Linked DNA regions of Mus musculus: region 1 is linked to region 2. Evidence: chromatin loops called from intact Hi-C (ENCODE). Cell type or tissue: left cerebral cortex. All regions are shown on one strand. Each heading gives the region's core, and the rest is flanking DNA. Links, peaks and the distances in the headings are about the cores only.

What was found. Hi-C counts contacts between places; a loop is a spot of excess contacts. Peaks named below come from ENCODE experiments on the same cell type or tissue, not always from the same donor. Only the 100,000 strongest peaks of a DNase experiment are listed, where the experiment ranks them.
Region 1: a loop joins it to region 2, with 2.8 times the contacts of the local background. A loop is called at or near these places in 3 of 42 quality-filtered maps.

What each region holds. Positions count from the first base shown.
Region 1 is chr19:27,573,264-27,589,195 of GRCm38, forward strand. No RefSeq gene overlaps it. Among named protein-coding and RNA genes, the nearest start is that of Gm35697, 87 kb to the right of the region's middle. In left cerebral cortex, for the core only: no CTCF peak of the experiment used is centred there; DNase peaks (open chromatin) are centred at 8,421 and 8,643.
Region 2 is chr19:27,992,545-28,008,476 of GRCm38, forward strand. All of the region lies in intron 1 of Rfx3 (regulatory factor X, 3 (influences HLA class II expression)), which reads right to left. Among named protein-coding and RNA genes, the nearest start is that of Rfx3, 11 kb to the right of the region's middle. In left cerebral cortex, for the core only: a CTCF peak has its summit at 8,375; DNase peaks (open chromatin) are centred at 4,375, 10,361 and 11,128.

The DNA of each region.
Region 1 (15,932 bases), core at 4,075-12,074, 420 kb before region 2:
GATATGAAATTCCTGCACAAGCAATAGGAAAAAGCCAACAATTGAGCCATGTAACATTGGCCAAATGTTCTGTGAATTTATAGGTAAGTAAAGCTTGCTTATTTATTTATTTATTTATTTATTTATTTATTTATTTATAGAATGTCTGTTTGGTTTCCTGGTCCAGAAAAAAATTCTGTGAATTGCTTGGACAGGGACAATACAGCTCCATATATATATATATATACATCAACACTGAGATATATATCTGTGTGTGTGTGTGTGTGTGTGTGTGTGTGTGTGTGTGTGTGTGTTACTAGGCTTAAATTAAACAGTGAGTATCCAAATTATTATAAAAGTATAAAACCAAAATATCCAGAATAAAAGAGTAAAAACAAATATTAAGTACATGTACCTTATTATGTGCCTAGCACTTTGTAAACATTATCTTCTTTACTGGTGCCGGGAACCCCAGAATCCAGTACTAGTATTTTCATTGTATTATAGATAAAGATTGTGATGGTCATAAGAGGTTGGCCATGTACTGTGATGAATGGCAGAATTAAGATTGTTTAATTACCTAACTCTAACCTTAAGCTCCCAACCAGTTGCTTCACCATCAATTTCAACTTATCCTTTGTGCTGTGAAGTCTACCTCACCATTGGCCTTATGTTTTGGCCCCAGCTATTCATAAATTGCCTTCCTAGGTTAGAGTTGTCATTATCCCTCAACGGATTCCTCACATGAGGCTTGCTTTTATTCCTTTCTTTTTCCTCATTTACACACCTTAAAGGATGCTTAGATCCCAGCTGCCTTTATTGCATACTTTATATTTGTAAAATCTGTCCCCCTACCCACCTATGAACTCCCACAACCAACACTCCTTCCAGCCATAGTTTATTCTGTCTGGAGTCACCTCTACTAGGCAGCCCAACCTTAGACCTGAGCCAGGCTCTTGCATGGGCTTCATCAACACTGTTAGCTAGGTAGCTCCAGAGACCACACCCAGCTCTTCTGGTAGGCAAACTACCAGAGCTGGCTGGTTGGCTGAGCAGCTTTGAGGCAGTAAGGAAACCAGGAAACTGTACTGGTTGCTGCAGTCAATCACACCTCTAACTAAGCATCTTGGGGGGGTGGGGGGGTTGCAAAAGATTCCTTTTGCAGCCTTTGCAGATTGGACTTAAATCTTGTTCAGATAATTAGCACTTTCATTATGGCAGAATTCCGCCGCAACAGCTCCTCCTAAGACAGAATTCTCTATTTGCTGTGTAGCAAAACTCCCTTTCACCCTTAGGACTGCCCATGTTTAAATAATGCAGAATCAATGCTCATGGACCATGAAAAACTCCTATTTCATTCTCCTAGTCTTCTGGCAGGGGACAGAGAAATGTATCTCTCATATTTTGTTCACCCTTTTACCTATTATTCCACAACCATTCTCAGTGACAGGAGAGTCTACAAAGCTTATTGGCTACTCTTACCATATCTTCCCATGGCTATCCCCTCTCAAGTAAGCATGAATAGACTGTGTCACCAACACTTGGCCCCAAACCTCAAGCACTGATTCCTTTGCAGAAATCTATTACATGTGTCTTATTGCTCTTTGTGCCGGGTACTGAGAGTGGGGAGAGGCAGCCAGCATGGGTAGTTGATGGAAGGGAAGACACATGTAGGAAGAAGCCTGTTAGAAAGTATTGCAGCAGTGAGCAAAACCGGCAATGAGAGAATTGCAGAAAAGGCACAGAGCACACAGCAGGGAATCGCCTGTGTCAAGGGAAAGACTTCATGGAAGTGGCCAGGTTGTCTTAGTTACTGTTCTATTGCTGTAAAGACACTGTGACCAGGGCAACTTATAAAGGGAGGTATTTAATTAGAGAGTTGCTTACAGTGTCAGAGGGTTAGTCTATTATCATCACGGCCTAGTGGCATGCAGGCAGGCTTGACGCTGGGGAAGCTTTACATCCTGATCCACAGGCAGCAGGCATAGAGTGCAACACTGGGTCTGGTGTGAGCTCTTGAGACCTTAAAGCCCAACCCCAGCAACACACCTCCTACAACAAGGCCACACCTCCAAATCTATGAGCCTATTGGGGGCAGTATTCTCATTCAAACCTCCGCAAGAGTGGACATTTAAAATGAGCCAAGGTTGTAGAAACTGAACAGAGGGCTGGGCAGGAATCTCAGACAGTGTGCACAAGGTACCTAAGAGTAACATAGATGGAAGCCAGTGATCAATCACGTCGGGAGCATGAGGTTTCAGAGACAGAAGCATTAGAAAAGTATGGCGGAGACTTGAAGATGCAAGAGCAAGAACAACTGGTAGAGAGAGCCTTGGTTGCGATTCTTATGCAACGCAGAGTTACCACAGACTCATCAGCAGGATGATATCATAGCTACATACCAGCAGTATCCCACCAGTGGCAGGGGTCAGATGCTGAATTTCTTACCAACAACAGCAACCTCGCCTTCTCTCTTTGAATAAGAGCCTCCATTTTACTATATGTTGATCCTTCTTCTCCACAGAGATAACCCAGTTCCAGCAAGTGGGTTCTCACTGGTCAGGGACAACCAAGTGGTTTTGTTCTTCTTCCCAGTGATGAGTTCAAACTTGGGAGACAGAAATCTGTTAATGTGACCTGGAAGGAAATCTGCTAGGAGGGATCTCCTTCTTTGTACGTATGTTTTAATACACCAAAAAAAAAAAATGCCTATTTCCAGGGTATGGTTATATTTGAACTTGAGCCATCTTGATTAAAACAGCATAGCAGTAGATACACTGGAAAGGATACTGAGTTTGAGCCTAACCTGGGATGCAGGAAGACTGTTCAATAGCAACAACCCACAGAAGCAGAAACAAGTGAAAAATGTTCAGTCACACTGTCTTAGAACTGTTTCTGCTAGTTTGACTGGGGATTACTCTCCTCTGGAGATGCAGCCTTTATTGGTACAAGGAGAAAAAGTAGTTGGGGAACTTTTACATCTTTCCCAGAATGATATAATATGAGTGATGACAAATACTGAGCCATATCATGAGGATAATGATTGAGTTTCAGAAATGCTCAGCTGGTAGAAAGAAAAGATTTGGAGGTTGGAAAGGAGAAGAGAAGGCCTGTCCTGGTGCATTGTTCCTGAGCATGGATCACTCCCGTTTTGCATAGCAGCACACATGCCTTACAGCCCACAGGGTTCCAAGGAATTCATTGAACTGACTGCTTGAAACCTGGAGCTGGGTTCCATTGTTAATGCTGCTGCTGCTCTAAGGATGCCTTCCTGAGAAGCCTGCTGCCATGGCATCTCCTGGTGCCTCACACAGGTTGTAGGCTGGCATCATGAGTCAGTGTGCATCTCATTCATGCCATGTGTCTCCTATAGCAGACTGTTCTTGTTGTTGCTGGGCAGAAGCAAGCACTAGAGCACCCACTTGGCATTCACACAGCACTCCCACAGAGCAGAAGTGTGTTAATGCCTGTGTTAGGAGTGCCTCACACTGGCCAGTGTGGGATGATGACTAATGGAGAGACCATCCTCACTTTCCTTCCCTGGATGAGCCATGTGAGGATGGAGTGAGATGCCCTCTGCTGCTGAGCAATAAGAAAATCACCATGTTTTTTCCAGGTTCCAGGAATTTCTCAATTCCAAATGCAAGTCACTGCTCAAAGGAGCATAAATGTGTTCATAGTTCAGGTTTTGGAAATTAAGTGAAAAGAGGGTTTGGATGGATGGTCCAAGTTCATCAGAACTCAGATAGACAGAGGGGTCCTCGTTCAGCACTTTTAGTGGCCTTACATCTTCATGTGCTTACTTTGCATCTTAGACACTACATGTCAACACGAGGTCATGAGCACTGGAAATTGCTGTTGTACAGTATTCCATATTAACATTTAGCAAGTTAGTAGTTGACTTAAACTGGCCCTTCTCAGCAATGCCATGGACAGAGAGTTGAAGGTTTAGAGCAACCCCAGCAACTTCCAAACAGGCCTTTGCAATGGGCCACTCAGCCATTTAATTCCAATAAGACTATTTAGTGGGGCCAGGCAGTGGTGGCGCGTGCCTTTAATCCCAGCCCTTGGGAGGCAGAGACAGGTGGATTTCTGAGTTCAAGGCCAGTCTGGTCTGCAGAGTGAGTTCCAGGACAGCCAGGGCTACACAGAGAAACCCTATCTTGAAAAACCGAAAAAGAAAAAAAAGACTATTTAGTGGAAATATTAATTATTCAATACCCTCTTTTCTTTATAATTTACCTCCAATGAACAGTAGGGATTTAAGAATAGTATCTTAACAAACTGGCCCCATTTGGATGAGCTCGAAAAGTGACACCGGAGGTGATAACCACTAGTATCACTGGCCACACATGCCTATTTTTTCCTGTGCACACATGGTAGAATTGCATCCCCCTGGGATTCAGAATGATCATATGACTTATAATGGCTCATGTGAAGTGCATGGGCTACTTCTAGGGGGAAGAATTGAGGAGTCAGAGCAGCAAGCCCTTTGTCCTTGCTTTACGTGGAGTCTAGAACAAAGATGGTTCCCCTATTCAAAGCATGATGGACAGGTGATATAAGTGAGAAGTGAGGCCCTGGTGATATGAGGCATTGGGATCTAGGAGTGAACTGTCAGGAGAGCCTATCCTAAGGCTACCCTGCCTCACAGCCTGGTTAGGCTCCATCTTTGAGGTTATGGGGATCTCTGATGCTAATTTCCCAGCTACAGGTGCAGCATGGTGGAGCTGTACTAAGTCCTGACAGTCATGAGGTAGTCATATTCTTGTCTCATTTTAAAATTGACTGAGAGAAGACCAGGGTCATGTGTCACCATGTCAGAGGGAGTAGAGATGGGCTGTGAGTACATATATGTTAACTAAAAGCTCACCTACTACAGTGTGCCCTCCAGCCCCCAGCATTTTCCCCCAATTACTCTAAAATCCAGCGTGAAACCCTTGCTTATTCACAGTTCTTCTTAGGTGTTTGTGAAGGTTGCTGCTTCTGTTGGAGTCTGTCAAAATACCTTCACTCACAAAGACCACAGAGACTGCCATTTCTGCAAACCGCCATTTCTGCAAACCGCATGAAGATTTTTATTGATCCAATGTGTTGGGGACCCCCCTCCTAGCATGAAGACCAGAGGAGAGATCCAGAACAAACAAAGAACACACTTTTTATGCCTTTTAAGGGGCATATTTAGGCAACAGGGCTAGCTGGCTTATCTCATGGGTGTAGCAAGTAACCCATTCAGGCATTGGTTGGTTTGCATAGAGACTATCTTTGGCCTAGTTACTCACTTTGCCTGCCTTTATGGTAGGTTATCAGCAAAGCAGCAGTACATTTTGAACTTATGGGTCAGCTATTAAGGACACAGCTATTAATGTCACAGGGAATTCTAGCAAGGTCAGGGGGGGTTGTGGTCTTTCTCAGAATTCAGTGTGGGGTGGGTAGGGGAATTTCTCTGGGAACTGCTATCTTGTTATGGTTTTGTTTTGGCAGCTGCAGACTTAGTCATTTTGACTGCTATGTTTCTGAAAGTCCCTTCAGAGGGGGAAGGGGCTAGGTGGTCTTGAATTTATTTTGGATTCTATACTTCCACATTAAGCAAAACCCTTTCTTTTTGTGGACTCTGGCATCTTTCTCTATGCTCTGTTTCAGGGACAGAATCTGTTTATGTGCACAACCTGCAGATGTGCCCTCTTCTCTACACCTGGGCTGTTTTCTTTCCAGTCTCAAGCTCCCAAAATAACAATTATGAGATTCAACATATGTATAAAATTATCTTGTCCATAAGCTTCACCATTCTAAGACTAGCTCATAAACTGATATCTCATTATTCTATTCTAAGTTTTGTTATGTGACTGCTTACCTCTGTTGAGCTCCCATGCTTATGTCCTCCTGCATGCTCCCCCGGGCTGACCTCCTACCCTGGCTTTATCCCAGAATCCTTTCTGTCTATCAGACGTCCCACCTTCTATTTCCTGCCTCAGCTACAGGCCAGTCAGCTTTCATTGACAGATGCTGCATTCATTCAGTACACAAGAGATTTTTCTCTATACACCTACAATCAGGGAATCCATGAAGAGTTTTTCCTTTGGGCTTAAGGGACCACAGAGATCAGTAAAAGACCCTAGTCATTTTTCACCTTTCTTTCTCTTCATTTCTATTTCATAGACTTAATGCAGCAATGTTACAGGGATATACAGTTTAACTTCCCTGAAGGCTCCCCAGAGATTTGTGTCTTTCCATAACCTTGAGTGTGAGCTTACTTGTAAATAGAATTCATGCAGCTGTCATTGACTTAAGAAACGGTCCTGTTGGATGCAGTTGGGACTTAACCACAGTGTGAATGGTGCCACTGAGAGAAGAGAGAAACTTGTACAGAGACACCAAGAGACATGGTGGATTATCATACGACAGCACAGGCAGAGGTTAGAGTGATGCATCTACGAGCAGATATGATCAGCAGCCGCTACACAACATATTAAGAGGCAAGGGAGAACCTCCTCTCCTACAACCGTCAGAGTGAACTTGGCTCTGCATGCATCTTGATCCTGAGTTCCAGCTCCAGAACTGTGCACAGTATGTTTCTGCTGTACCGTGCTACCCCATTTGGAATAATTTGTTATGGCAACCCCGGGGAAACTCCAACAGCTTTCAAAGCACAAGCTAGAGAAATAAGAAACATTCCTACACATATGCTTGCTAGGAGATACTGCTTTTAATCATTATGCCCTTTACAGAACATTGTCTTTTGAGTATCAGCCACCCTCTCCTATGCAGCAGTGACTGTTCCAAAAAGACTGCTGAACTTGGACTTGTTGACATTCCCTCATAGAAGCATGGATAGGGAGGGTCATGCGTCTCTCACTTGAGAGAGATCTCAGCTACTGCCTCCTGTGTGTCCCTGTCACCAGTATGTAATTCTTCCCCAGCTGTATGTGTTCTGAGATGCTTGAATGTATAGAGAATGGAAGTTTAACTCAAGTAGGGACAATAACTATGCAGTGATGGAAAAGACCCTATTTATGCTGGAGTGAGATGTTTGGTGGTATCCGCTCTGGAGTCACCTACACTTCTGTAAGTAGCCCCTCAGCCATAAACCCAATAAACTTACCAGTCCTCCAGGTTGGATGTTGATGTGATTACTCTTATTTTGTTATTGGTGCTATCTTGGTGTAGTCAACATTCGTTCACATCTTCCAGACAAAGGTCAGGCAACTATACATTGCCCCCCAACACATTCCGAAGGCCACATAACTAAACTATCAGAACATTAGTTTATTAGTTTTTATTGTCCTAGACCACATGAAGAATGATTTTTCCCCTGTAGTTCCCAAGTCATTCTGCCGTGCAGCTTGCCTACAGACAGACCCAAGTTTGCCCACTGTTCAAGTCACTTGGTGTCACTGTGAAGCAAGTGAGCCTCCTTTCCGCCATACAAGCCATGCAACTATCTGTATGTGTTTTTCTGTCATAGAGTAGAGAGCATCCGCCATTCTTTTGTCTTTCAGAGCATCTGAACTCCTTTTCCTGTATAAGGAATGCCCCACTCCCATACCATAAGAGGTCATAAGCCTGTCAGAGATTCCCTTCCAAAATGCCTACAGCTAAAGCATGGGTATGATCTGGAGTTAAGAGGCATCTTGCATGAGAGGTAGTGGAGGGGTGTCAGGGGTGTCAGGGGATGCTCAGAGAGTGAAAAAACAGGAACTGTGTAGAGTTTACTCTGGTAATTCCAGGTATGCAGAGGGAGATACTAAGGATGGCAATAAAAACTAGTATAGTATGGCAGCTATGTAGGGGCAGAGTCTCTGGTTGCATTGCTGTCTTCCTGACATCAAGCCTGCAGCCAGAGTTTCCAAAGTCTCCTAGTTATGTTGCCTCCAATTTATCTGATGTTTCCTTTTAGGGATGTTTTGTTTTTCCATACATTAACAGGGTTGGTTTTTGATGCTGGCAGCCCAGCATCCTAATAAGCAAAGATGGAATGAGATAGAAACACAAAGCTGCTAGTAGGACCTGTGAGCTGTTTCCTGACACAGTTCTGAACTGCCACTGGGTTAACAACAGTCTGGGTGAGAAGTGGAGGGTTAGAAGCACCAGACAGAAACAAAAACTGACAGACACAACCATGCGGGCACACCTAGCCTGCAGCCTCCATTCCTGGAGATGATTAAGGTCAGCCTCATTGGCACACCAGGTTAGCACAGGGTGTGCAGTGTTTTAAAATGAGAGGAGAGTGTCAGGGTAGGACTGGGAATAGACCTGAGTAGGGATTTTTGACCAAACTGATGCTAATCCTATGCCAAATAAAATTCCCAAGAGAAGAGCCAACCAGCGGCCTCTGCCAATCTGCATATCAGCTGACAGCCTAAATAGGTTGCTTTGCATGTTTGTTATTTATGCTTTCCGTTAAGCCTTCAAATCCCTAAATTCCTTCTGCCTGTGCCAACCTCATATTTGGATGCTCTGAGCTGCTGCAGCAACAGGGGATTCTCCTCCTCCGTGAGAACGCTGATTACAAAAAAAATAAATAAATAAAAAAATAAGCTCCCAGCTCCTGCTTACTCTCACAAGTTTCCAGCAACTGGTGCCCTGACAAATGAAGTGTCAAAACATTTCCAAATTAAAGCCCCACAGCTCACACCACCCCACTTCCACAGCAGGATGGACTTTCCCTGCTTACACCCAGCACACACTTGAAGAAACTAAAAATAGCCAGATGGCAATTAACAGAAGCTCCAAGGAAGGGAGATGGGGTAGGCTCCAGCAGGGTCAGTTTCCTGGATGGCTTCCAAATGCAGCTCTCCGCCAGCAGTGCTCTGGCCAAGAAAGGGTTTTCATTAAAACTCTATGAAGGAGGCAGAATGGGGGAAAAAAATTAAGACTTGAAGGATCTGAAATTATAGTCGAGAGAAACTACAGCATCGTTCCCCAAGAGAAGAACGACAATAGTGTTGGCTAATGCGTGTTGAGTTCACATTTGGGGCCATCCACTAAGCAACTCAAACACACAGAATTATCTTTAAGTGCCAAGGACTCTAGGAGGGAAGTATGGTTCTTATCACCACACTGGTCTCATAGATAAGGCGACCAAAGCCAGAGAGAGCAGACAATCTGCCTAAGACCCCACAGGACAATCTTGATACACCCCCATAGCAGGTGTACGACAACGAGTCAAGCTGCAGTCTCAATAGCCCTTAGACTCCGGAACTCAGGAACTTGACCACTGTGCAGTGCTACTTAGTGTGTTTGGGGGAGTTGAGTGACCAGAGTATGTTCATTTTATTGCTATTCCTAGAGATATCATCTCCTTTAGGACTTTCAGCCAACCCTTCCATGGCAGTGGCTTTTAAGGTTGTGCGTACGTTCCATAGACAGACTACCTAGGTCTTAATTTGGCCTTTTCATTGCTATTTACATAAAACCGGGAAACTATTAGCCTTTCGGGGCCATAATTCTCTCATCTCTGAAAGGGCAATAATATTAGCATTTATTTCATTTAAAAAAAAAAAAAAGGCTGTCAAGAAGGTTAAAGGAAACTGTTGAAAGCCCTCAGCTTGGAGCTTGCCTGTACAAGCTTCTGTATAAATATAAACCATTGGCCACTCTAAGCCTCGTCCCTTTAGGTGAAGGGTTCCCTTTTAGGTGAAGAATATAAAGCTTTAGTGAGAAGGTGCAGCACTCTACAGACTCACTGGAGTTTTTCTAGAATGGTCTTCAGTTAAATGGAAGCATACAGGCTGGAAAGCAATTTCTAATTATGATGGATCTGGAGGCAGAGCGACTAACCACCTGCTTTATCTCTGTCTGACAAGGGAGATTGGGGACAGCTCCTTGCTTTCATTTTCAGAAGGGAGTGTAAGTAGCCATTTACCTTTCCTTTCCCCACCCCACCCCACACCTGCCCCCGACTGTGGGAGTGACTCAACATACTTGGGACACTGGGAAATGGGACTGTCCACAGCCCGTTGATAGCCTAGCCTGCCTTCACTGATTTAAAAGAGCATCCTTCATCTACTGTGTGAGGTATGTTTCCCTAGTATCCTCCTGGAAACCAATTGTTTGGGATGCAAATGGATGGTGAAGTTTCGTTTGGGGGTGGAAGGACTAGGAAGTTTCATTTGGCTGTGGGACAGAGCACCGTTTTCCAAACAGCAACACAACACAACTGGTACTGTGCTTTCTAGCTGACATTTTGTCTACTTCCAAATTGGTTTGGAATTCAAAGGGGGAAAGGGATGTAATTAATTATCATCCATGTGATTAATTACCACCTTCATAAACCCCAGCAGATGGATACTTATTCTATTTCACTGGCAGATAAAACTACCTCAGGGCAAACAGGAAGTGGGTATTTTGTGGTCCAGTATCTTCATTGTTTCCGATGAGATGAAGAAACTCATTGGCCAAGTCACAGAAGCCCCAAGACGTTCACATTGCAATTATTAGTGAGATGAGGAGTTGAGGGAGTCAACTTCAGACGCTGTAACCAGGAATAAGAGTAGATAATAAGGTGAACAGGGCTGATGGATAACAAGAAATGAGTTAACTGCTACCGCGAAGTTTGCACACGGGGAAAGAGCTTTCCCAGAATGAAGCCATCACCTCCAAGAAACAACCTCACATCGTGAAGGAGAATTCCACAGCTCAAAGATGCTTTCTTTTTTAATTGGAGAAGACAAAGCCTGTCATAAGTCAAACGCAACTGCTTACCTACAATCTTGGATTGCAGTTGAGGTGAGAGAATCATGCTCTTCCCTCCCGCCCTCCCTCCCGCCCGCCCGCCCGCCCGCCCGCCCGCCCTCCCGCCCGCCCTCCCGCCCTCCCGCCCTCCCGCCCTCCCGCCCTCCCTCCCGACTTCTCCTATCTGCTGAGTCTTCTCTTTGGTTGCAATGTGTTTTCTAGCTATTAGCCAGACATAGCTTACAAAGCAAAGTCCCCTCAAGGCCTGTGTCAGAAAAGATCAGTTTGACCAAATACAGCTGTATCTGAGCTTATCTTTCCTCTTTCTTATCTTCACTAACCAGGTTATCCAGAAATAATTTTTTAAAGTTCCCAGCCTGGGTTAAGTGAGAAGTGCACATCCCCCTTGATCTCCCTGAGCCCCTCTGTGGGGTGTGGAATGATCTCCCTGAGCCCCTCTGTGGGGTGTGGAATACTTTGGGATTCCAAAAATATATAGTAGCAGGCAGGAGCAGGGTCAAGTTCAGAATTCAAAACACAACAGAACTGGAAGAGAATTGAGCCCCATTTCTCCTCTTCCCATAAAGTCCAGTCTTGTTTAAGAAATACGCACCATGACAGAGACCTCAAAATCCCCTGAACTGCACCAGCTCTAGAAGAGGGAGAGGGAGCAGCTATTGTGAGACTGCTTTCTTCTGTCTCATCTTCTCCATCTTCTTTTTTCCCCCCTTCTCTCCTGATTTCTTCCCTCCTCCCATGTCGCTGCCTCAGTGGTGTTGCCATAATGGTAACATCAGCCAACAGGAACCAAAGCTACGAGAGCGAACCTCCTCTCCACTCCTGGGCACTGTTGTTTCAAAGGCTGGGGTCATGCCTGCCACTGGGGCTTTGTTCTTCCTGTACCCTTTCTGCCTAGCCAATCTGTAGAAAAGGAATCCACAGGCAAATCAACTTGTAAGTGGTGGATTATCTATCACGACTTTTAGGCTTCTTCCTCTGTCCTTCCTTCTTCCTTTGGGTTAAAAGGGAAAGATGCCAAGTCAGGGCAGGGGGATATTAGAAATGAAGTTAGTTCTCCCCGATTACATGGCAAGCTGAGCAATCTCTGCTGCCCTTCCCTGGATGTGTCCCTTTCGGTGTGTGCCACCAAGGGTTGGTTGGTCATAGAGCTTCAAAGCGGCATGACTCTAGTAGCTGGTGCTGGCTGTTAGCTGACACACTTCATTTCTCACGTGTACCCTTAGCTCCAACATGAAAGACCTGGGCATGAGAATGTGCACACAGGATCTCTAGGTTTGCTGAAGCCTGGGACCCTGGAACTCATGGGGAATATTGTCTCTGTTACAAGTCTAGCATAACTTAAGGGCTAGAAAGTCTCTGAAAGAGTAGGAAAGATCTACAGCATGGTGAGGGGAGTTGCAGTTGGAGACAAGAGCCATTGGAGACTGTTGTTTCAAAATTCTGTTGTACTTGCTTAGGGAAATAGTGTTTCAAAGCTCAAGGGCCATGGGCACACAATTGTTGCCCTAGGTGAACAGAATGATGCCCTATTGTGTTTAGGATCCCACAATTGAGAAATATAAGGGGAAAATATGAGACTGGATGTCACGACTGCTGATGCTCATGGCCAGTATCCCTACCTCTGAGATGAGCTGCTTAATTTTTTGGAGCATTCTGGCAAATTAACAAGTAGAAGAATATTGGACAACAGTTGCACAATGTGCTAGCAATCATGTACCATTCAGATCTATTTAGCCAAGGAAAAGGATGTCAGCACATGTGGAGCCAATGGGGGTGGGGGGCGCGGGGAGAGAACGAGAGCAGAGTGCCTCTCAAAGAGCTATTCATTATGTGGCAATAAAGTGCCTGGTCTATTCTATGTCGCAAAGCATAGTACATTCCGTCTCTGGAGTCCCTGGCACTCAAAGCTTAATTTTTTTTATTGAGGTAAAATTCACATAACATCAAATTAACCATTTTCAAGAGTACAATTTGGTGTCATTAGTATACTCATTATGCGGTACAACCATTACCTCTATCTAGTTCCAAGATATTCCCACTATACCAAAGCAACCTCTGTCCTTCTAGGCAGTCCTTTCTGTCCCCTCCCACCTGGGCACAGCGCTGGCAATCACTAGTGTACTTTCTGTCCCTTTGATTTACATATTCTGAATGTTTCACATAAATACAGCCAATCATATGACCTTTTGTGACTGGTTCCTTGCACTTGGCATGTTTTTGAGGTTCACCTGAGCAAATGCAGATATCAGCATTCTAGCCTGCTTTATGAATCATATAAGTATTAATAATATTCTATTGTGTAGCAATCCCACATTTTATTTATATACTTATTAGCTGAAAGGCCTTTTAATTGCTTCTTGTTTTGGGGCTGTTTCGAACAGTATTGCTGTGAACATTTGTGTACAAGTGCCAATTCTCTCAAAGCTTGGTTTTGATTCTGGCCCTGAAAAGGCTCCTTCAAACATTGCAAGATTAGTCACCCCATGCCAGCATTACCTTGTCTCTAAAGGCGATGTGGCTCTGGAGGCTCACTTGGTGATAAGCAGTGGTCCTCATAAAATTCTGAATTATGCCCTGCTGCTAGAAAATAAAATAGAAGGGAAAGGAAAAGCTTGTCAAACAACCAATAAGGCTGAACTTCCTCCAAAGTCTGGCTCATACAGACACCTTGGACAAGGTAAAAATAGCCTGTAAGACATGGAGAAACTAAGTCTGAGTCTCTGTAGTGTACCTACAGGAAAGAGTTGCTATTGCAATCATAGAGTGAGGTTCTTATGTGTAATGTCCTTTCACTATCCACATGTGCTGTGCCTCTTAGCATCAATAATCACCTTCCCTAGCATACAGGCTCTGAGTGTGTGTGTGTGTGTGTGTGTGTGTGTGTGTGTGTGTGTGTGTGTGTGTATGTGTGTCTGAGGGAGCACCTCTCCTGGAGAATCGATATAGCCCAGTCTCTGCCTGTGGCTCCTAATACTCTCTTGCTTGGTATTTCCAAGTGCAAATATGTCACAAAAGTGTAAAATAACAGGCTATGTGAGTACAAGAGAATGTATTTTATTATTTCAGGAGAAAATATAGAAGTGAAAGAAAAAAACAAAACAAAAAACCCAACTGGTTCTGTTTCTGATAATCCAATGACAGCCCTCAGAAAAACTCTGTGACTCCCACATCAGTAAATGTCTTGAATCCTGCTAAGTGGTCTTCACCCTCTATGACTTCAACCCCCTTCACCGACAGTGTCTCCACTAGGCCTCCCCTTATAGCTCATGGTCAGGTCCACCCCCATGCTCCTGGGTCATGATTAAGTGCCAGCTTTCACATTCCAACCCCATCTCTCACATCCCCAAAGGCCTCTGCATCTGCACCTTCTGTACTCTCGTCTTCTGTGTAACAGACCTGCCCCATACCCTTAGCACTTCTGACATGCAGAATTAGCCAATAACGTCTTCTTCAATTGGTCTTGGCTGTGTCTCTTGACTTAGGAACCCTGACTCCTCGTTCCTTCTGTTAGAAGATGTTGGGAACACAAGGAAGGAATGGTTGCTGCAAAGCACTATGTCTCTGGGATGAGAGTTCAGAACCATCGGGAAGGTTTTCTACCCGGGCCCTCATCTGGTTCTTCAGTACTCTTACGGCAGGTGAAAGCAAAGTATTTTTTTCTCTCCAAAGGCTCCAGAGTTCTCATCCCAGACAGGCCTGAAGATCTTCATCCTAATTTCATGTTCTTGGCTTACTACCATATTTACTGAAAGAGTTGAGTAATCTTTTTAATCTATATAAAATGAATCTCAGTGAAGGCATTGCTCAGGTGTTCAAATCTTATTATTTGGCTCTACTTTCCAAAATAGTGATAACACTGTCGAAATAAATCTGAAATCAGCATTAGGAGGAGTGACTAATGAGCTTGGGGAAGCTATTTTTGATGAACAAAATAGCTCTTTGAAGTCCTGGTGTTAGCCCACAGGGGAAGGTATGAAAAAGATCCTGCTAGATAACATGGAAACACACATTACTGTGGCCGGCCTTATCTCTAGGAATGCCATCTACAAGGACAGTGAGGAATGCCTAGTGGAAATATGAGTTGGGATTAGATTCGCCATGTGTGTCAGTTGCTTTTATCATTGCTATGACAAAACACTTGACAAAAAAAAATGACTTGAGAGAAGGAATGGTTGTCACTTTGGCTTACAGTTTGAGGGTATAATCATCACGCAAGAAAGAGCTTAAGGTGGATGGTCGCATTGCATATGCAGTTAGGAATCAGAGAGATATGGTGGTCTTTTGCTCAGTCTCATTATTCACTGTGGTAATGGGGCCAACCACATTTAGTGTAAATGTTTTCCCTCAAACATCCCAATATAAAAACTCCCTCACCAATTTGTTTGGAAGGTTGTCTCTTAGGTGAGTCTACATCCTATAAAGTTGACAATATTAGCCATCATGCCATGAGCGCTGAGCAGTGACCATTTCCCTAGTTTGGAGGGGTCCATTCCTATGGATAAACCCTCACACTACTGATTTCCATGTGGGTCTCTTTTTTTATGACATCACCATAGTTCTTCAGTTGAAAATTAATTGCCATTATAAAATTTTATGTCAATACTCTATGTTTTGCAAATTATGGTTTTAAAATAGCCATAACCACAACAGATGAAATGTCTAAAAAGTTGAGAAAATTAAATTAGTAAAAAAGAAAATAAAGCCATAATCCCATTATATAAACAAGTATTACTAACATACATAAAAATGTATTATTTATAAAAGTACACATTGTCTTATAACTATTTGTCTTCATCTTTGGTGCTATCAATGACCCTCAAGCCATGGATAGTCTCCTCTGCCTCACTCTTAATGGATATATGGTTTCAACCGTTATCAATGTACTGTAACATAATCAATTCCCCATGGTTAGATCCTTAAGTCTTACCACAGGCTACTCTATCAGAATGACAGACTCCAACATCCATACTGTTAACTGTGTCCCTTGTGATTTTGGTGACAAGACACTTCTGCAAACCCAGAATGTAGCAACATTTCTAAGAATTCTGCATTAGAGTAAGAGATCCCTTCATAGTACCCTTCTCCACATAAAGTCAATACAATAATCAATACTTCTGATCCCTTATGTGTTTGTCTTTTGACATCTTCTTTCACTGCTAAAAATAGCTTGTCGATAACTTAATCATACAAAATTAGAAATAGCAAAAAGAAAATCAAAAAAGAAAAGAAATTCACAAATACAATCACTAATAATATTC
Region 2 (15,932 bases), core at 3,492-11,491:
TCAATAGGATAAGCACACAGTCACACTGAAGAAGCATGCAAAGACTCCTGCATGCCTTTGTTCAATGGTCTGCAGGTCTCATCTGTGTCCATCCTTCTTCCTCACCTAAGTTCTCTCCGTAGCACCTACAACCACCTACTATAGCACCTACAACCACCTACTAGAATCCAGTTCCACTTATTGTCTGTCTCCTTTACCTCCCATTGTTTGAATGGCATCGTTTCCAGGATACTTTGCTCTATGCTATGTTTACAGCAGTTCACGTCTTGATTCATTTTGTGTTAATAATTGATCAATAAATGCATGAAGATACAAAGTGGAAATGCGGGTCAGAGAAATGACTCAGTAAGTAAGGTGAAGGAGCAGAGTCTGCACCCACACAACCCATAGACCACAAAAGGCTTGGTGGTGTGCACTGATAATCCCAGTGATGGTAAAACACTGCAAGCGCTAGGATCAGGATCGCCTACGCTGGCAAGGTGCCAGACCAATGAGTCTATCTCAAACAAAAGGTAGAAGGTGCCTCAGGATGGAGATGGCGCACAGAGATTGTTCTCTTACCTTCACACCCTCCTATACATGTATCCACTCTCACACACAAATGCACATTTTACACACACGGATTTTTAATCTTTAAAAAATAGAAGTGGAGAGGCTAGGGAGATGATTCAGGGGGTAAAGCACTTGCCCTACACATATAATGGCTACAGTTAACATGCGAGCAGGCAGGCATGCTCGGTTCCAGCAGTGGGGAGGCAGAGGGAGGAGAGCCCTGGGAGGACTGGCTAAGATAGCTGGCCAATGGCCACAATCAGAATTCCGGGTTCAGGAAGACACTGATTCTACAAAAGAAGTAGAAAAGAAATTCACAAAAATACCCAGCACCCATCTAAACACACACACACGCACACACTCATAAATAATAGTGAAAAGGAACATATATTTTTAAAGTTTTTATAGAAATTTGAGTTCCTCATTAAATCTGGAATTAGAATGCCTTCAAAGAGAATAACTCAGCAAAATTATCACCTAAAAAAAATGGTACACAATGAAAATATACTAACCAAAAAAGGGGCATATGGGGACTTTTAAATTACAGAGGGAGTCTGAAATTAAATTTGTATGGATTTAAAATCTACATAAATCAAAGATTGCTTTCAGTTTAAGAATCTCTGTGTAGGTTTCAAGGCAGGTAACTTTCCATAATACAAAAACGCCACAGACCCATCACAGGACTGACTACTCTGAAGAATTCCATTCTGTGTCCACCAGTTACCTTGGTGATGACACTGGAACTCAAGACCTGCTCCTACTGCTTTACCATCCCAGTATATACAGTCAAGTTAGGCAGCAAAGAAAGAAACACAAGTGACTTGGAGTGGTCAAAGTAGCTTCCCAAAGGCAAAATCCCCACAATTCCACAATTTCTCATAGGATAAGCAGAATTAGAAATGCACGCACCTAGTACAACCAAATCTGAGAGAGCATGCCCAACTACTAACACTTCTTTGTCAAGGTGCTACAGAAATGCCACAGGCATACAGAATACATAAAGAGAGAGGGAACAAATTTTCATTTGAAAAGCTAAGAGGAAATGAGACAGAGTAAAGTCAACCCAAATTTACTGTTAACTAGGTAGTAATTAACAAAATGCCAAAAATTCATTCATTTATGCCATTAAATGTAAACACAATGATACTCATTTTAAAAATGAACTGTTATAGCTGGGTGATGGTGACACACAGCACTCAAGAGGCAAAAAAAGAATCTCTGAGTTCAAGGCCAGTCTGGTCTACAGAGCAAGTTCCAGGGTAGCCAGTGTTACACAGAGAAACCCTAACAAAAAACAAAACAAAACAAAACAACAACAACAAAAAAAACCCTGTTCTAATGGCAATTAAATTTTTGGATTGAATAAATGATAAAACAGCTCATTACACAATACAGTCTGAGGCTTAATCAACAAGAGATTGATTTCTTCTCCTAGGAAAGGACAATGATACCGAGTTTCTAAAATCTAATTTATGATGTTTCCTCAAGAAGCTTACAATATGAAAATGTTGAACATTTAGTAAACAAAACTATAAAAGGCAATTTCTAATCAGTACCAAGGATAACGTTTGTTATAAGTGAGTCCATTTAAGTTGAGCACTCTCAACCTTACAAAAAGACATATTAGGGAACAAAATGTAATGTAGTCTAAGCAAAGTAAACACTGAGAACAAAATGTTAAGAGAACAAGAGCAGTGAGGCATAGTTGAGGAGCCCGTGCTGGAAAGTGATAGCAACCCTCACTTGCTTACTCCGCTGTCAAGCATAGAACTTCCATATGCATCATGCAATGGGGCCTTCCAAACCAAGTTACCAACTCTATTGCAGATCTGAAGAAGTCTGTCCAGGATTAAACTCTGGTCAGTAGTGCACTCTGGGATTCTAACCCAGAATATTCAAGATTCATGGCTTTGTTTTGGGGAGGGAGTCTTTTGGAGGACAGTGTTTGACTGATTGATTGATTTGGTTTGGTTGGGGAGTTATTTGTTTCGTTTTGTTTTGTTTTAGATTTTTCAAGACAGAGTTACTCTGTGTAGCCTTGGCTGTCCTGGAACTTGCTCTGTGACCAGACTGGCCTCGAACTCAGAGAGATTCACCTGCCTCTGCTTCACAAGTGCTGAGATTAAAGGCTGCCACCACCTGTTTTTAAACAGTTGATAATACAGTTAAGCCAAGCTGGCTAGAGAAATGGAACTGCAAAGCCAAGTAGTAACGGGAGTGTGAAATCACCAGAGACTAAAACCTCCTAGTGGAAAATGATAAGCAGTTTGCTGCCACAAGGTAGAACAAAATAAATTTATTTTAATTATTTTGATAACTAGGCAGGGAGGAGTCATTAAAACAGTGGTCCTCAACCCGTGGACCACTGCCCCTTTGAGGAGGGGTCACATATCACATATCCTGTATGTCAATTATTTACATTACAATTCATATCATTAGCAAAATTACAGTTATAAAGTAGTAACAAAATAATTTTATGCTTTGAAGGTCACCACAACATAAGAAACTGCATTAAAGGTCCGCAACATTAGGAAGGCTGAGAGCCACTGCATTAACAGATTCTGACTCAGAAAAATATAAAACTTATTTTAAAAAAAAAGGAAAACTGTTAGAAGACATATTAATATAAATATACACTAATGTGAATGTGTGTCAGTTGAAGCAAACATGACCCAGGTTATAAATTCATGATATAAAAGCACAGCTGCCGTTTTATTTTCTTCCCCTTTATACACAACAGATTCAACAGTCTAGTAAGTACTCTACTAAGTTGTTCTCTAAATTCATATTTTAATTCGAAGCCTGAAAGTATTTGGCACTCTCTTCATCTGCATTATACTTTTAATACTTCCAGTTTCCATTTTATGGCTCAGTAAATATATTAGTGACAAAGATACACTGAAATGTAAACATGAATTGTTTTGATCACTTTCCACATTAAAAACAAGATCAGCTGAGCACAAAGCAACACCTTGCAGTCTATTCTGAGGCCCACTTAATTCATATGAAATTGTACTGTTTTAAACCTCAGAGAGTTAGAACTGGGAGCTTTCCAGCAAAAATGCAAGAGCTAACTAATATTTCGTCATACCTTTGTTTACCATATCTCCTTTTTTATTGAAGTTGAGAATAAATCCAATGGGAACCATTTTACAAGAAGGTCTGTCTATGGGGATTTATCTTGTTAAGAGCAAATGACAAATGGTTTTCCCCCATAGGAAACCTGCTCTTGCTTTATATAAATGTATCTTCAGATTTGGTGCCACAAATTAGACTGCAGAGAAATCAGGTTGTGCTGTAAAGTTCACTTGTCATCTTCTTGGTGAATCGCAGATAGACTGCTTCAAGTAACCAACAGTGGTAATGTTCGACTTACAGACCTTCATCACAAAAAGGAGAGCAAATGCAGTTCAAAGACTGAGGGCAAAGATTTACTACCAATGCTCTATCTGGGAAGCAGGGGCAAGAATCCAGTCTTGGTAACTGCTTCTTCCTGCCATAGTCTCAATACGATTAAATGGTAAACAAGATATTCTTCCAAAACCTCAAGTTACAAAATTACACATGATATACAGCATGGCTGTGTGTGTATTGCTTCCTGTCGCTATGGAGTTAAGGGCAGTCTGCTCCAGTAGTCATTCTTTAGGTGCATTCATTCATACTTCAAAGTACAGCAACACCTTTAAAGCCCAGTTGGCAAGCCTCAGCTTGTACCAACTATATCAGGGTCAATTAGTTCACTTTAGCTTCACTAGAGTGGCCCACAAGAAGTAGCATTTCCATGTCTGAAATTAACAAACTGAGTTTCATAACAGCCCTCAGAATGACTGGAATCAGAGAAGAGCTAGGGGTCTAATTCAGTGGCAGAGCAGATGCTCAGTGGGTGAGATCCTGGGTTCCATCTTTCACATACAAAAAGTGAAAATGTATATACCAAGCATGAGAATTTCTTGCATTTTAATATCAATTGTGACACAACAAATTTACAAATGACACAGACAAAAGCAGTTTTCAATACTGTATTTTCGTTTAGTGTACAACCTTTAAAGGGCTTTAAAGGATATAATTAATTTTCCTTCTAATTCACTGCAAAACAGAACAATTAAAAGATACTTATACCCAAGCTTTGCAGTTGGAAATATTTTTTAATGCACTCAGATTCAGAATGTAGAATTAGAAATGTTTCCACTCTCTAGAAAAGTGGGATATTTTAAAGTATACACTACAAGAAGTCTACAATGTTCGAAGCATCACAGTTGTGTTTGCCTGTAAGGAAAGTTTTGCACTAGCTGTATGAAATCTGTCCCGGTGAAGAGTAACAGGTTCAACAAACAAGTCACTTACGTCTGCTTTCTTAACGTAAAGTAAACAAACGGGTGACAGAAAAGGGCTTCTCTAGGATAACCCCCCAAGTACACATGAAATGTGAGCACTCCAGTGTTAAGATGAAGACATCCCAATTCTGTTTCTAGTGGACTGGCACATGTGTGTCACTGGAAAACATATGTGGCTGTACTAAGAGACCCATGCATCTCTCCTGTCCTCACCATATCCCCCATCCCACCCCACCCCACCCCACCCCACTCCACTTGGGCTTTTTTATCTGAGCTAAACCACAGTCGAATAGCTAAGCTGAGACAGGGACTCAAGTTGAATATACAAGAAGTAAGGCATGCATCACATGGCATTTACTCCTCCAGATACAACATTTTGACAGGTTCTAAAACACCTGGATAAATTTTTTGGCTAGTATTTCTTTTTACATATAAAGAGTCAGGAGTTCATTCAAATTACAGCTGCTTGCAGTTAGGTGGATATTCCAATATAGGACAAATATATATCAGTATTATTCTCAAGTTAGAAACACCTGCCTTTTAAATTATATCAGATAACAGAGGGACAGTCAAATTAAAACAAAACAAAACAAAACAAAACAAGCAAGCAAGCAAGCAAGCAAAAACCCCAACTTGTAAAGATTGGTCAGAATAAATTTCCTAAGCTTTACTGATATTTCTGCAATGTAAAGTAATAAAACCAAATAAAATTATGCTTCTTGTACAGTTTCTAAATGCACAGAAAAGTTACTAAAGCTAATGCTAAAATTGGCATTGCCTTAGTTTCATAATGAAATCCTTTATAAATATCATTTATTAGCATTATAATCCATTCTTTTGTTTGCTGGTTTACAATTTTCATTTTGTTTAAAGTGTTTGTCTCATTATTATTTTTTTAATTTTACTTCATCTCCTTAATGGTTTTTGATTTGGGGGATTCAAATCCAGACCTTTGAACTCATTGAGCAAATGCTCTACTGATGAGTTACATCTCTAGCCTTAGCTATTTAAATGTTTCTTTATAGAAATTTAGTTATAGCACAAAATCATTTAACCACAACATAGTTCGATTACTTAGTATCACTCTACTACCCAGTCTGGCTACTTATGTAACAGGTATATTTTAAGTCACAGGAATTTTCATTAAAACCTTTAGATCATACAATTAAAGTTACATTATATAAGTTAAAATATCAATTCTTATTTAATATATGCATTTCCCAATGGATTTAATAATTTCATACCAAAAAGATCAACCTGTAAATAAAGAAACTGAAGTGTAGTTCATCAAAGGTCAGTAATTATAATCTGTAATGTATGTTATTCCATCACAGAATATATTCCAACAGAAGAGTAATCTGGGGATGAGGAGGGGTTTTTTGTCTGCTTTTGTTATAGACTTCAAAACAAGAGGGAAATGTTTTTGTCTTGACTATATGACTTCAGTCAACAAAAAAATAAGTACGAGAAAAAATAAGCCCATGCATTTTATGAAGATATGGAATTCAGAAAACAAAGTATTTTGTTATCATTATAATACATCGGCTTCCAGGTGTTCCTTCCTTCATAATGTGTCACAATAACTTAAAACATGCATTGAGTAGCTAACTTCAGTTGTCTGAAGCACAGTCTCATGACAAGCTTGATAACTCACTATGTGGCTGACAATGACATCAAACTTCTGGTCCTCTTCTCCCCCCCCGACCCCCCACTCCCCCAGTGCTGGGATTATGGACATTTGCCACCATCCGTAGTTTATGTCAGTTATGGTGCTGGGGATGGATCTTTGTCCATGCTAACTGACATCAGGGCTGAGCTACACATCCAGATCGCTGAATATTCCAGAAGGCAGTTGCTTCTCTCCCCTTGACAACATACAAATGGTTCTTAACTATTTTATGCAAACTTTCTCATAAGCAAGTTGGAATAATGGCAGATCAAATATGAATTCCATCACATCTGAAAGGTTTACCATACCAAGACTTTCTCTACACTTCAAACATGGGCTTCTGTCCTTAGGCTCACTCCCTTTTCATTAATCAAATTTTAAGTAGAGAAGCCTGACATTACTAAACAAATGACTTTAGCCAGCAAGCAAAAACAAATTTCCTAATTTTAATGTGCTCAGAAGAAGCAATATGAAGGTCAATCTACCCTCCATCTTATATCATTTCAAATCTCCATCGAAACTTCTTAAATTGTAAAACTGTAAAAATATATTTCAAGCATCACAGAATAAGGAAGGGTTGGAGTTGCTTTCAGTAACAAGTCTTTCTATAATGTACCTACAATTTACTGAGCTCAAGAAAGCCTCCCACTTTAGCCTCCAGTGTAGCTGGAACTACAGGCATGCACCACAGCACACTTTTTTTATATAGCTTTAGGAACAACTGATATTACTTATGAAGTCTCTGTGGTAAGTACACATGGTTCTTTATACCCTTCTACTTAGATATGTTTTACATACATCAAAATATAAACATCTAAAAATAGATTCTTATAATACACATATAATATACTAGTTTTCAAAATGTACAGTTTTAAATATAAGATAACCAGAGATCCCAAATGAATGTCAATTTTGATTATTTTGTATAATATTGTATACATTTTATAATAATAAAAATAAAATGTTGATGCAACATCTTAAGTTGATCCTTTTCTATATATAAATTCCAGAAATGTCAAATTTTATACAACAACAACAACAAAAATCAAGGTACCAAAGTCTTATTGTAAATATTTGTGGGGAAGGAAAAAAAAAAAAAACACCTTTTAAATGTGGTAAAAAAAAAAAAAAAAAAGCCTAAAAACCTAAATAGTCCTTTCCTGACCTTCTTCTGCTGGTTCAAATCCACAGATAACCTCATTCAAGTGATTATTTTACTAGTCTCACTGATTTGTTCATCTAACCTTATTTAATCTTTAATTATAATTTTCCTACTAATTTCATCCATTTTTCATTCTCTCCTATCATTTCTTATGTCCAAGTATCACTCATCAGTTTTAGCCTTCTATAATTAGAAACATTAAAACTAGATTCCCATAAATAGGAAAATGCAATCTTGACTTTAACATTCCACTTTGTATTTTATTTTCAAACTAAGTCTTAAAATTCTAATAGAAATCTAAGCTGAGCCAGTTCACAATGCCTAAACTAAACAAAATAGTAATGGGACCAAATACTCACTTATACATATCCTTTATTAAAGCTAAACAACTGATATAACATTAAAAACCTATATGCTGAAATATCCAAATATGCCTTACATTCTGGTAGAATGCTTTACAATCAAATACTAGAGGCATTATTATGTTTGTTGTACATGTCATACTGGGAATCATATGTAATCAAATAACACCTCTTTTCCTCTATGTAATAAGCACTGTCTGTATTTTAGTTTTTCCAATTACATAATCCCACTCCCACTTAGTATCATTTTGATACCATTCCTTCAGACCAAAGTGTTGTTCTGGGCATGGGGTGCCACCTATGGGCATCTAGTTAAACCAAAGGTAAATTAGAACTTTCAAAGTTCACATATAGTGTGTTTTGGAAGCTAAATTCTAGGCATCAATGGAAACTGATCAAAGCACAACTTTATGAAAAAGCTTATATTATGTACAAAGACACCTTAATTTACTGCTATACAGGGATGTAGGACTAAAGGTGAATCAGGTGTCAGGATCAAACACATCCTCTCTTGAGTGACCCTGATCATCATCTCCACTCCATGATCACTTGCACTCCTTCTAATGCCAAACAAAATTAAATGTTCATGCAAACCGAAAGCAATCAAAGTATTCTCTTTCCAAATTCAAAGACAAAAGAATCACACTTGACTTGGAAAGTGAATGGCCTTTGCTCAGAGATAAAGCCACATCTATCATAGCTACTCATTCAATATTATTTAAAATTTCGAAAGTTCTAAAACTCAGCAAACTTCTGAAGCACAGAATGGTGGAATATTAATCCATCGATGTCATGTTGAACCCTATTTTAACTGAAATGAACCGTAATTTTTGCCTTTGATCAACTCTGCCACATGTAGCCCACAGCTAAAGTAGTTTCTACAAGTTATCACAATGTGAAGCACTATTAAAAATGTTACCAACCTCACACACAAGTCACCTGATGACCTTAATCAAACATTTCCCCCAATTTCGCTGTCTCAAGAACACAGCACTGAGGTGAAAGGCTCAAGGTTCCTAGTGTGGCCTCCAAGATGAAGATAATGCAGAAGACAGTGAAGAGAAAACAATATTGATCACATTCTACAGCACTCAACAAAACGTTAATTAAAATAACTTTCTAAATATGTACACAAAATACACACACACACACACACATAAAATAGAGTATCTAAGCAAACGTTATTTTTACAAGCACCTCAACTGTGTAATCTTTTGAAACAAAACATTTTAAATGCCCTTTAGAAACTGCAAAATAACCACAAAAATCAAAATTTATTTCATTTTTCATATACTAAATTTTTATGTTCAGTTTTCTCCATACAACATTAAAATACATGCTTTAAGTACATTTCAAGTTGTAAAGGAGATATTCAGATTGCTAGTATAATAGTTTGTTTTTAATTAATGACCTTAAGGATGGCACTTTATCAAAACTCACTGTCAAGATTTTTATCGAATATAATCAGAAGCTAATAAGTAAAAGTCTGGTGTTAGACAATTTGGCTCTTTAAAATGTCAGGACAATAAAAGCAAAGGATAATGCTAGGTTTTGGTGTCAAAAATATATCCATACATTCATCTATATAAAGCAAAGTATAAACAGATAATTGAGAAATCACTTCAAACCAGGTGTAATGATACACACCTTTAATCCCAACACTTGGGAGCAGATTCAAGAGTTCAATGCTAACCTGGCTTGCAGAAAAAAAAAGAAAGAGAGACACAGACAGACAGACAGACAGACAGACAGACAGAGAGACAGAGAGACAGAGAGAGACAGTGACAAAGAGACAGACAAAGGGGGAGGGAGGGAGGGAGGGAGGGAGAGAGGGAGGGAGGGGGAGGGGGAAGGGAAGGAGGGGAGGGGAAAAAGGGATGGAGGGGAGGGAAAAGAGGGAGGGGAAAGAGGGAGGAGAGGAAGGGAAAGGGAGGGAGGGGAGGGAAAAGAGGGAGGGGAAGAGATTCACATATGAACATTCCTAAAGCACAATGCTGACTCTTGAAAAAGAATCTTTTTAATCTAGTAATATACTAATGACTAGAAAAATTCACATATATTGTCTTGAAGATAAATAAAATAATTTACTAAAATACAATGAACATTTTAGTAAAGTAATAAAATATCTATCCTTAAGGAAGTATATGTACACTGTACAACCACACAGCAGAAAAGGAACAAGATGCAGGAGAAATCATAGTGCTTTAGCTTCTTCTCACTCCCGCCTTCTAGAGTCTGTGTCCCTACACATCTATACCCACTAGGATTTCACAATGCAGTAAACCATGAGAAGTATGTAAGTTACTGGTACTTAACAGGAACAGAAAATTTAAATGTGTACGGTTCTTGCTCCCCCTCTTCAAGACCCGTTCTATTTCCTCCACAGCTACAGTATGAAAGGAAAAATTTTTTTCTAGACAGGTTCCCTTTGCAACCTTATCCTCCAACTTTCAGTCCTCCTGCCTCAACTTCCTGGATCCTTAGATTGCAGGTATATGCCATTGAACACAGCTTGAAGAAACTTAACAAGCAAAGAGTCTCTGAACTGATATGGCACAAGGAAGGAAGGAAGGAAGGGAGGGAGGGAGGGAGGGAGGGAGGGAGGGAGGGAGGGAGGGAGGGAGGGAGGGAGGGAGGGAGGGAGGGAGGACTGTACTAACTCAGAGTGCAAAAAGTCACTTTAGAAATAATGGTTATACTAAAATATACACATATGCTATTAAACATACAAATCCAAATGAAGTCCAGAAACTTAAATATGCTTTTATTAACCAATTGAAAAATCATTCAAAATAACTTTTAAATTATAAGAATGGCAATCTCTTTATCTTTCACACACTTCTCTGTTAAGCTGGTGAGAGTTGTGATACAGCAAAATATATGTTCTTTCCTAAGTATAAAACTGTTTCCTCCCTTAGCGCCTGCCTCTCCCCACACCCTCCCACCCTGTCCTCTGTCTATCCACACACTGGGAAAATTATGTCCTGTTTTAAATATCTCACTGGTGAGCAACAGGAGCCCCAACTGTCAGACACTTGTCTGGCACACATACTTAGAGAAGCTGGTTCCAGCAGGAGCTCAAGCTGTGAGGCTCAGCTCACTCCTATGTGGGTGAGGAAATCAGATCACTTGGCCACCAGTCTCTAAAGAAACCACCAAAATGGGAGAACTTTGAGACCTTGTCATAGGCATAGTTATTAAGCTACCACTGGGCCTGAGGTTTTCTTTGTTGCTCTCCTCAGAAGAAACTACAAGTAAGTAGAATGTGAGATTTTTGAAACCACAGATAAATCACAGACTAGTTCCTAGCTCTGTGTCAGTAGCACGCCTCTGACTTCCCAGGTTAATCTTGCCATGGATTCATAGGTTGCAAAAAGTTTGCAAGATCACATTGTCTCACTGTTTATCTGACAGATGGAGAAACTGAGCCCCACACATTTTATGTTACTAGCTTACAGTTTCAGACAGCAAACTGGGGACACCTTTGTCATCCTCTTCACACTCCTCTGGCCACACTTTGCTTCCCAGTCTAGTAACATTGTTTCCTTTCTTCTCTATCATTGCTGGACGTATCTGTTTCCTCTCACTTTTACTCAGGCCTCTTTGCTTCACTGTTTTAATGTTACTGGTTAAGCTTCTACTAATCCCATACTTATATTTTTGCCTAAGGGAAATATAAGAACCCTTGGGAATCCCTGACCAAATACTATAAAATAACAGCAGGCAGTACTGACTGGCCATAACTCCTTCTATAAAAGAATACTTGAGTTAAGAGTCACCATAGGTATGGGAAACTGTGCAAACACATTAATTTTGGATTGGTCTAGACATTTAACCCTTAAGTACTTTGCCAGAGGCCAATACATACCAAGGAAGAAATCTTTTAAATAAAACCACTCAAATTACATCACTAATACAATAAAGTTACATTTCTGTTCAAGAAGATAGAAATTGTCAAGAAAATAATAATGTTTGAGAGTGATATAGTATATCCATTTTTCATTTAAGTCACACTTCCTAGCTTTCTTCCAAGGTTCCTTTGAAAAATCTATCACATCTGAACTGAGCACAGTGGCAAGGCACAAGTACCATCCCCACATCCAGGAAACTGAGGCAAGAGAGTCATGAATTGGGGGCTGGCCTGGACTACACAGAAAAGAAATAAATCATGTTTTTATTTAAGATTATAACTAAATCACTCTAAAATGAGAAATCACTTTATTAGTCAAAACTATCAAACAACAATGCTACATAGGACAGCCAACTTGAAAATGTTATTTGAAACTTTTTAACATCTAAAAAGATCAAAAGATGGGATTTTCTTGTGTAAGACTTCATATTTTAAGTTACCTGGGTAATATTACAAAGTTACAACTTAAGTACTGTTAGCAAATTATTCATCAATGCCAAATAAGTGTATCAGTGGTAGTCTTACTCTCCTTGGGTGCTGAGCAGTAAGATATAAAATTGTAGAATAACTGCTAATGAATTCATGTTTTAAAACAGTCTATTATTTACTGTCATTACATTTAAAGATGGTATGTAGCATTAAGTTGGCAAAAAGAGCTCCAAATGTTTTCAAATACATTCATGTGTAGCATGTGAAGAGAAGATATAAATGGAACAATGAAACCAACAATGGAAGAATAGGAGATAATGAAATGTTACAACATTATTTCTTAATACAAAAATCCCTAGGCCAGAAAAGTCATGTAAACCCAGTAAAAGGAGCCCATTATAAGCCCATGGTGTAAAACTAAGACATAGCTTTGGAATAGCATTAGGATGGTTTAAAAAAAAACTGATTATCAAATGGTAATCCAAGCCTCTGTTGATATCTTGGTTTTGATTTTTTTAATGAGTAAAAGAGATTAAATATTTAATGACAGCAGATTAGGGGGAAATATTACAAAACTTAAGTCCTATAACAAAGGGATGGCTAGATGGTCATATCAAAATGATTCTTAAGTAACAAAAGTAGGAAATTTTTTTGGAAAAAAACTATTTTGGAAACATCGTGTAGAGAATTCTCAACAATTCCTCATTGAAACACCCAACAGGCATTAAACATGCATTCTAAAGACTTCACAATATACAGTACATGAATTTATCTCTTTGAAGTTGCATAGATGTCAGAAGATAGGCAGATTGAGTCTTGACTATTCAGATGAGAAAACTGAGTCTCACTGAAAGCAGCTAACGTCCACAGTCACACAGTTAATAAGATTAACTGAACTCTGACTAAAGCCGGTACATACACTTAGCCTGTAACAGGGTGTCCCATTCACTTATTAATACTCTAATACAAATTACTTTCTCAACTTTCACTACATATACTTTGATGTGAAATCTAGACTTCAAGTACAAAGCATTTTAATACATCCACAAATACATTAAAACCTCAGTGGCATAAAATGACAAACTACATAGAATTTTATCTTTTAAAGAAAAATGACTTAACTATTGTAGTGAGACCCATATGTGTTTGTGGGGGGGGGGGTGCTACTCTCTTTTGAAGTTCTGGGATCAAGGTGTTCCTGCATACAAATTGTTTCAGCTTATAGTTACTTTTCAAAACTAGAACAATTAACCATTGTAGCTGAGTTGGGAGAATAGTGTATCATTACCTAGACTTAAGTTTTTACACTGAACCTATCCTTTCCCAAGCATCCTTGAAGAAAATACTTAAGTTTTAAAATTTGTCAGAGCATTTGCTACTTAAAATTATATTTAAACAGGAAGAAACCACTCAAAAGATGGAAAATGGAACTGAAAAAGAGTCACAGGGTGGGAGAGAGAGCTCAGCGTTAAGACCATTTGTAGCTCTTGCAAAGGACACAGGTTCAGCTCCCAGCAACCACAGTTCCAGAGCATAAAAGTGAAATATCTTCATTTGACCAATGTATACAACAAAGTGCTAACATTAGACTGGACCAAGGCTATGTTCTCAGGGATCGGTTCTATAGTTCATTACTGGATCTGATTTGTTACATATTATTACACATATTCTCTCTATATAGACAGACTTTCCCAAAAAAACTACCAAGGCAAGCAGTATATTAAATGTTAAACTTTACAGAAGTAACTGAGATGCTTATATGCAATAAATAACTAAAATTTTCTTTACGTAACAGTTCCAATCAATTCACGTTTTAGTGAAAATAATCTTACATTGCAAACAGCACAGCACCCTCTGGTGTATCTATTATAAGATATATAAAAGTCCCACAAATAAAGGGATAAAATTTTAAGTCAAAAATAAACCTTAGAAATCAATAGGGTGATTCTTTCTGAATTTATTCCAGTTCATATATTTAACATGTATAAACAAAAACAATTTTCACTTTAAAATATCACTATTTTATAGCAACTGAATGTCAGAAAAATTTGTTTCAGTTTTAAAATGCAAATAATTCATTTTTCCAATTATAACATGATAATGCTATAAAAAAATCCTTGAGGTATGGAATGACAAAGTTTAATATATTATTTATTATGTAAGCTAAATTTCATTTTATTTAAACCCGCATACACACACACACACACACACACACACACCTGTTTCCCAGTTGTCATCACAAAATAGAACCTGTGTGTGTGTGTGTGTGTGTGTGTGTGTGTGTAAACTGTTATGCTGCTATACTTTTTCTGAATTCAAAGGCAGTTTGGCATTATTTATAAGAATGGATAGATAGGTGTTTAGCAAATGAATCTATCATTTATACAGTTTGAACTAGTGATTTAGGTTAAAACATAGAGCACTTCAAAGGCTAGCAATGTTCAACTTTTGCATGTAAAAAGAACCCTCTTCCTGTGAAAATAATAAAAGGATGATACAACTAACTCTGTAAAATGCCACCTGCTTTAGACAGCTCTGTGAACTTCTGCAAGTTCCAAGACAATGCAGGAAAAGGGAGACTGACACCTGTTTCAAGCAGCCACCTGTCTCTAACAAGCTAAATTTAGTCAAATCCACTTAATCTTGGTTTTCCAAAATAAGGGAACACTATGCATCTGTGAACAGAAAAGAATTTAAATTCTATTTTGTGATGACAACTGGGAATATATACCAGAAGAATTAAAGAGTTAAGGCAAATGATTCAGTAGGGCTAACTATTTTTAATGTAACTGCAAATGAATAGAGGACACTTAACCAAACGCTCAACATAAAAACAGGTTAGCAAACTTCATAATTTAAAAGTTGATGTATTTCTTATTCTTGTTTCTTATAATATAGTCTCACTAAAAGGATCACTAAGTCATACTACTAGACTATTTAGGTAAAAAATTAACTCTTCCCACATATCTGATATCATTATCCATCCTTCTAAGCTTAATGTGCAACCTGAATTTTTTTGCTTTTCAATTGCTAAAAAAAAAGTGCCTCAATTAACTTGTAAGTTTTTAAAAAAGATTTCTCACTATTTCACTTATAAGCTATAAACCTGTGAGTATCTCCACAGGATACAAGATTATTTGAATATTGGATAAATAATGCAATATTTTAGACATTAGGCATAAGACTCTCACACCATGGGAGCACTGTGAAATAATGGAGAGCTACTAGGAATGCATTAATTTCTTATACACATATAAATTTACTATACCTATTCTCTATACAGTTTAATAGAATTGTGTAATAGACAATCATATATGTGAATTTTGTACACTGGATATAATTTAAAAAGACAGAGATAGGCATCATGGCATACTCTGAGCTACAAATATTCAGCTACTCAAAACATTATTTCACATGTTTAATTTCAAAGCATGATTATGTTCACAGATTTCTGTTAGTCTAAAACACTGAAAACAAAGAATGTCAATGCATAGTACAGTCCCTCCTAGGAAAA